Linked DNA regions of Homo sapiens: region 2 is linked to region 1. Evidence: chromatin contacts called from ENCODE Hi-C or POLR2A ChIA-PET data. All regions are on one chromosome and are shown on one strand. The core of a region is the stretch at or near the end of the contact, and the rest is flanking DNA. Distances in the headings are between cores, read along the strand shown. Region 1 holds the start of SIRT3 (sirtuin 3). Region 2 holds the start of SIGIRR (single Ig and TIR domain containing).

The links. Hi-C counts contacts between places; a loop is a spot of excess contacts on that map. ChIA-PET counts read pairs that join two places held with the same protein, here RNA polymerase II (POLR2A). Pooled maps may share reads with other maps.
Region 2: a map of naive thymus-derived CD4-positive, alpha-beta T cell shows a loop between it and region 1 (4-fold over the local background). The contact joins the promoter of SIGIRR here to the promoter of SIRT3 in region 1. A Hi-C loop is called at or near these places in 6 of 168 maps with a recorded cell type or tissue (CD14-positive monocyte, CD4-positive, alpha-beta T cell, CD8-positive, alpha-beta T cell and 1 more), 14 of 37 single-sample maps with no recorded cell type and 14 of 50 pooled maps. POLR2A ChIA-PET finds 5 or more read pairs at or near these places in 16 of 52 experiments (CD4-positive, alpha-beta T cell, CD4-positive, alpha-beta memory T cell, CD8-positive, alpha-beta memory T cell and 12 more).

What each region holds. Positions count from the first base shown.
Region 1 is chr11:234,796-238,081 of GRCh38, forward strand. SIRT3 (sirtuin 3) reads right to left here and starts at 1,547. Exons shown (of 7, transcript NM_012239.6): 1 at 1,253-1,547. The coding sequence starts at 1,533. PSMD13 (proteasome 26S subunit, non-ATPase 13) reads left to right here and starts at 2,181. Exons shown (of 13, transcript NM_002817.4): 1 at 2,181-2,349. The coding sequence starts at 2,255. RefSeq lists a silencer at 1,613-1,692 and enhancers at 1,843-2,032, 2,193-2,432.
Region 2 is chr11:412,639-416,255 of GRCh38, forward strand. It overlaps SIGIRR (single Ig and TIR domain containing), which reads right to left and starts at 2,361. Exons shown (of 10, transcript NM_001135054.2): 1 at 2,185-2,361. RefSeq lists an enhancer at 2,834-3,453.

The sequences.
Region 1 (3,286 bases), core at 297-2,796:
TCCATCCATAGCACCTAGAACAGAGTCTGGCACAGAATAAGAGCTCAGTCAGGGCTTCTTGGATGAACGACTGACTCTTCGGGATCTTTGTTTTTTTTTGAGACGGAGTTTTTGCTCTTTCGCCCGGGCTGGAGTGCAATGGTGCCATCTCGGCTCACTGCAACCTCTGCCTTCCGGGTTCAAGTGATTCTCCTGCCTCCGCCTCCTGAGTAGCTAGGATTACAGGCGCCCGCCACCACGCCCGGCTAATTTTTGTAATTTCAGTAGAAATGGGGTTTCACCATGTTGGCCCAGCTGGTCTCGAACTCCTGACCTCGTTATCCACCCGTCTCATCCTCCCAAAGTGCTGGGATTACAGGCGTGAGCTACCGCGCCCGGCCAACTCTTCAGGATCTATTAAACTTTTTTCTTTTTTTTTTCCCACAGGTAGATAAGAGTCTTGCTCTGTCACCCAGGCTGGAGTGCAGTGGCTCAATCATAGCTCACTGCAGCCTTGAACTCCTGGACTCAAGGGATCCTCTTGCCTTAGTCTCAGGAGTAACTGGGACAACAGGCTTGCGCCACCATGCCCGGCTAATTTTTAAATTTTTGGTAGAGATGGGGGTCTCGTTATGTTGCCCAGGCTGCTCTTGAACTCCTGGCCTCGAGCGATCCCCGTCTCAGCCTCCGAAAGTGCTGGTATTACAAGTGTGAGCTACCACTTCGAGACTCACTTTTCACCAACATTTTCAGCAGTTGTGTCAGACAGCAAGTCAATGTGCCATTATTTACTTAAATATTCATCCATTATAGGGCATCTGATACCTAACAACCATGGACCTTAAGATTTTTTCCTATGTAGCCTCAGTTCTTAGATGCAATTACTATGGAGACGGGTACGATCACATGCCAGTGGGAGTATTAACCGCACAACATTTATGAGGGATCATTAAAGCGTTAAATGCATATACTTTTGGACCTAGCAATCCCAGTACTAGGAATTTATGCAAACAGTGAGGTGCCAACAAGGTTATTCACCACAGCATGATGCACAATAACTAAAGGTTAGAACGTATTTCAATGAGGGAATGGTGAAATAAACGACAAAACCCCCATAAGTGACGTCCACAGATCAGCATAAAGACGGAGGCCCCGGTGTTGGAACGCACGTAAACTCCCAGACATGCCGCAAAGGAAACACGGCAAGGTGAGAAAGAGTGGGCGAGGTGTCGACAACGAACACGCAAGAAGTGCTTGTCCTTGCCCAAAATACCTCGAAAAGAAGAAACTGGGAGCTGCTGCCCTCGGCTGCCTCCGGAATGCCCTGGGCACCTCGGGTCTGGGAGGCCTCTGCAAGGGGCGCGCCGGGTCCAAGGGCTCACCGCGGGCCCCATGGCTGCCTCTCAGCCCCGCACTCACATCGTCCCTGCCGCCAAGCACCAGCCGACAGCCGCAGGCCTGAAACGGCCCCACGCCTCCCCCGGCCTCGACCCGTTCAACTACCCGGCCCCACAGCCGGAGGGCTGCCGCGGCGCGCCAACCCCAGAACGCCATGTTCCGCGCAGTCCAAGGAGTCCTCCGGACTCGCCCCGCCCCCGGCGCCCCGGCCCCGCCTCCGCCTCCCACCCCCGCCCCCGGCGCCCCAGCCCCGCCTCCGCCTACCGCCCCCGCCCCCGGCGCCCCGGTCCCGCCTCCGCGCCCCGCCCCCGCCTCCTTGCCGACGCCTCCGGCGCGCCCAGGTAGACGTAGAGGCGAGTAGAGGAAGTTCCCTAGTCTGGTGTCTCATCTCTCGCCCCGGAGGTCAAACCTGGAGCCAGCATTTCTGTACCCTGCGCTCACACCTTTTTCAACCCGGATGGCGGTGATAGTTAATACTTTCTGAGCGCTTTTACTATGGTCAGGCATTATATTTACACCTAATCCTCGCAAAACACTACTGGGAAGATCCTCATTTGACAGGAGCAATTCCGGGTCACAAAGGCTGACACCACAAAGCTAGTCCGTAGCGGGTTCGACCACAGGCGCCCACACTCTTTGACGCCTCAATGGCACAGCCAAGTGCGCGGGAAGTGGGCTGCAAACGCCGGAGAGTTTTGTCCGGAGCGCAGAGACGCGCTGTAACCGAGCAACCAGCGGGGCCCGCCCCCGGCCTGCTACGGCGCTCCCAGCCTGCCCCGCGCCGCTCGGCGCCGGAAGTGAGTGAGCATTTCCGGCAGCCATCCCCGCGGTGCTGACATCCCGGTTGTTCTTCTGTGCCGGGGGTCTTCCTGCTGTCATGAAGGACGTACCGGGCTTCCTACAGCAGAGCCAGAACTCCGGGCCCGGGCAGCCCGCTGTGTGGCACCGTCTGGAGGAGCTCTACACGAAGAAGTGAGCGCCGAGCAGACGGGCCCTGGGCCCCGGCGATAGAGGGAGACGGAGGGGGCAGGCGGGCGGAGGAGCGGACCCTTGATGGGCTGAGGGCGCCCAGACCCAAGTTGGGGGGAAACGGGGACGTGTAGCGACCGGCTGTGCCGGCAAGGTTTGCTGAGGAACCTTGAGTGGCAGGGTCGAGGAATAAGAGGGATGACAGACCACGAGGGCCAAGAGCTGTAGCCAGGATGTTTCGGTCTGAGATTCACTGCTTCCTTAACGGGGGACTGAGACTGAGGCTTCTGAACTCCTACCTCGGGTCTTACTAAAACGGTTCAGGAGTAGCCTTTGATTTTAGCTCTTGATTCCATCTAACAAGCAAACACACTTTCAGGGCCACCACCCACTTTGGGAAACATGTTGGTGATTCGTGCTTAGCCTTGTCATAGTGTAACTGTATCTACAGTTATCTTTCTCATGGTCTGGAGTTGATAAACCAGAGGCTAGTACAGCTTTGCTGTTTTCCCTATTCATTCTGCAGCTGGTTGCACGGGGTGCAACCACTTCCGCCGTCCCATTGTCTTTACCTTCCATTGTATTTCTCATGGGCTTTCTGCCCCTAGAAAGATCTTAAAGTTTAGGTTTGTTTAGAAACAGGATGAATTGCAGAGCAATTAAATTCTTGCTAAGCACTAACCTCCTTTTAATATGAGTAGAATAAATTGCTGGCATTGGGCTGGAGCTATTCCATAGAAAATACATCTCCTGTAGTAACCTCCCTGTTAACCCTAGCATTTAATATAATACCTTTCACATAGATGTTCCATACATGTTTTGATGATGTTTAGCATTCAGCAGCCTTCTGCTATTAGCAGTTTTTGAGAGCAAATTAATGTTTGGCAAATAATGGTTTGTGTTGGATAGCACTTGGTAATTTTCAAAGCATTTTATCTGC
Region 2 (3,617 bases), core at 1,111-3,610, 180 kb after region 1:
AGTCGGGGAGGGGTGCTCAGCTCTGACCATGTCTGGATACAGTCGGGGGGGGGGGGTGCCCAGCTCTAACCATGTCTGGATGCAGTCGAGGGGGGGTGCCCAGCTCTGGCCCACGTCTGGTTACAGTCAGGAGTGCACGTGAGCACAGACACCTCGAAACACCTCGGGAAACACCTCGGGAACCCTCAGCTTAGCCTCGCCCTGCGGTTGTGAGGCCGGAGGGTGAACAGCGCCCGGTGGGGATGGAGGTCTCGGGTCCCATGTCCTTTCCCAGCCCGTAGCAGCAGCCACACACACCTCAAGTCTCCCAAAGCTCCTCAGTGAGGTGGCTGCAGGGAGAAGCCCAGAGCCTCTTCCTTGGCAGCCCAGGGCCCCAGGGGCCTCTCCTCACTGGATGCCACAGGGTCACCCTGTTTATCCAACAGGCACTGACTGTCTACTCCCCTCCCTGCTGCAGGGACACAGTGGAAGTGGGGATGTGGGGATCAAGCCTAAGTTTCTGCACCCCAGCTCCCTCAGGATTCCTCCCCGCTAAGGCCCCAGAGGCAGTGGCAGGGACAGTCCTCTTAGCCTGCCACCTATTCCCTCTCCATGGGTGAAGCACAGCCAGAGGCCCCAGGTTTGACTGTTTGGCAGTTTCCTCGGGAACCGATACAGCATGAGGCACACACCCATGGGGGATGGCCAGGGGGTCCTTGAAGAAGTCCTTTGCGGTGGAGGACACTCCAAGGAAAGTCCTTGACCCAGGGGAACCACCCACTGAGGGTCCTTAAAGCACACACTTCCCAGGAAACCAACCCCTCACAGCAAGCCCGGGAGGTCACACCGCCAGCCCAGCAGAACCCCTGGCATCTCCTGCAGTGCTTCCGTGACCGCCCCAAGCTCAGACCTCAAAGTCCTCCCTCCAAAAGCAGCCTCAGAGCCTTCTGGAAGTCAAGGGCAGACTGCCAGGATACGAGCACAGCAAGAAAGCAGGTGCCCTCCCCTGCAAACCCTCCTCTGCACCCTCTCCGCTGCCTGCCTCTCCTTGCACCCTCTCCCCTGCACCCTCTCCCTGCAAACCCTCCCCTGCACCCTCTTCCCGCACCCTCTCCCCTGCTCCCTCTCCCCTACGCACCTTCCCCTGCACCCTCTCCTCTGCCTGCCTCCCCCTGCACGCTCTCCACTCCCCACCTTCCCCTGCCCACCTTCCCCTGCACCCTCTCCCCTGAACCCTCTCCTCTGCCTGCCTCCCCCTGCACCCTCTCCCCTCCCCACCTTCCCCTGCACCCTCTCTTCTGCCTGCCTCCTCCTGCACCTTCTCTCCTCCCTACCTTTCCCTGTACTCTCGTCTGCCTACCTTCCCCTGCACCCTCTCCCCTCCCCACCTTTCCCTGCACCCTCTCCCCTGCACACCTTCCCCTGCACTCTCTCCTCTGCCTACCTTCCCCTGCACCCTCTCCCTCCCCACCTTTCCCTGCACACCTTCCCCTGCACCCTCTCCTCTGCCTACCTTCCCCTGCACCCTCTCCCCTCCCCACCTTTCCCTGCACCCTCTCCCCTGCACACCTTCCCCTGCACCCTCTCCTCTGCCTACCTTCCCCTGCACCCTCTCCCCTCCCCACCTTTCCCTGCACACCTTCCCCTGCACCCTCTCCCCTGCACCCTCTCCTCTGCCTACCTTCCCCTGCACCCTCTCCCCTCCCCACCTTTCCCTGCACCCTCTCCCCTGCACACCTTTCCTTGTACCCCCTCCCCTCCCTAACTTCCCCTGCACCCTCTCCTCTGCCCCTCCTCCCCTGCACACATCACATACACACAGCCCTCTGGCCCATGTGCACCTGCACAGAGCTTCAGTCTCAGCCCGTGTGCACACTTGCACCTCCTACACAGCACACTTCCTACCACACACACCTCCCATTACCACTGCACACAGCTTAGGCTGCAGACCCCTCACACAACTGTTGAGTATATACAACACCCATTGCAACGCTTGTCACAGAGCCTAGGACCACAGGCACCCCACAGCACACACACTGCACCTGACACCCACCCTTGGCCGCTGATGCGACACAGCCTCCTGCTGCCCCTCGCTCTGTCTCACACACACATGCACACACATGCATATGGGTCTTGGGCGCCGTGGGCCTCCTCTCAGCCAGGCCCTGACACAGGCTCACTCAGAGCAGCGGGGAAGGCAGTCACCTGGTTCCAGTTCTTTCCTCCGGGGGGCAAATGTTGGTCATTGGTGCGCCTTTGGGAGCAAACTCTCCCCTTCGCTGGGCCCCAGGGAGTGTCCACAGCACCAAGGCTGCTATGGATGCATCGCCAAGCGCGGTGGGGACCTGGCTTGTGTCTTTGTGTATTTTGATCAGAACTTTCCCTGTAGCTTCCTGGCCTTGCAGTCACATCCTCTCCTAACCCTAAACCCCACCCAGGCACCCACCCCTTCCCTAGGCGGGCGGGAGGACGGGCAGTTGGTGGTTCTCACCCCGCCTGCCCCGGCTCTTCCTGTAGCTCTGAGTCAAGCGGCTCCTTCCTCTGGAGCCCGCCCCAACCCACCCAGGCACGGCACTTTCCTCTGTGCAGCGTGTGTGTGTGTGTGTGTGTGTGTGTGTGTGTGTGTGTGTGTGCAGTGTGTCTGCGTGTGTGCAATGTGTGTGCAGTATGTGCGTGTGCGTGCGTTTGTGTGTGTGCGTGTGTGTTGTGGGGTGGGGGGTGCTCAAAGGGGCAGGTTCCAGGGGTAATGCATGGGGGGTCCTCCAGCCAGGAGACCCCCGCCAGGGCCACCCTGCACACATACAAGGAGGACCGGGGACCGCGCGGCATGCCTTCCAGACGCTACTAGAGCTCACACTCAGGAGCCAAGGGGCCGGTTTGCTCCCCCATGTGTCTTTGACCTCTGACCCCGGGGAACAGGGCCTTCAGAAACTCCCGGTCAACAATGGGGCTCCAGCAGAACTCTTCCGCCCTCTCCCCGTCCCTCTCCCAGACATAGCTCCCCCGATGGGTGAGCAGTTACAAGGGACTATGGCATCTTGTGGACCTTCCCTTCAGGCTGGGGTGGGAGGGCAGCGCCCCCTTTTCCAAATAAGGAGCAAACACAGGTGGCCGAGGCTCCTGGCTCAGAGCAGATGAGGGGCAGATGGCATCTCCTGTTGTCACCAAACTGACACTCCCCAGGTTGACCTGGGACTGGGGACCCAGTGACCGGTGGCTGGTATTGCCCACAGAATCAGACAAGGGTCTCCTTTGGACCCTGGCCCTGCCCTCAGCCACATGGGGGCAGGGCTTCATTGTGGAGGGCTGCCATCCAGCCTCCCGGCCCTGGCTGAGCACCCTCTCAGCAGCAGGCTTTCTACAGGTACTTGTCTGACTGAGTCCCAGCCCTGCTAGGACCTTCCTTTGTCCCGGTACTCAGCCTTGGGTGATGGTGGGCCTTGGGCTCAGGGTCCCAAAGACAGCACCCCTTCCCCCACAGAGCCTGGTACCAGCCCCTCCTTGAAGTGGGTCCTTGGAAGCCCCTCAAGAAGGTTCTCCCCACACTGCAGGTCAGGAAGCAGGCACAGCAGGGCCCAGGGCACCCCCGCAGGAAGCAGGAGCAGGGCCTCCAGCACAGGCCCTGGGGTCAGCCGCCA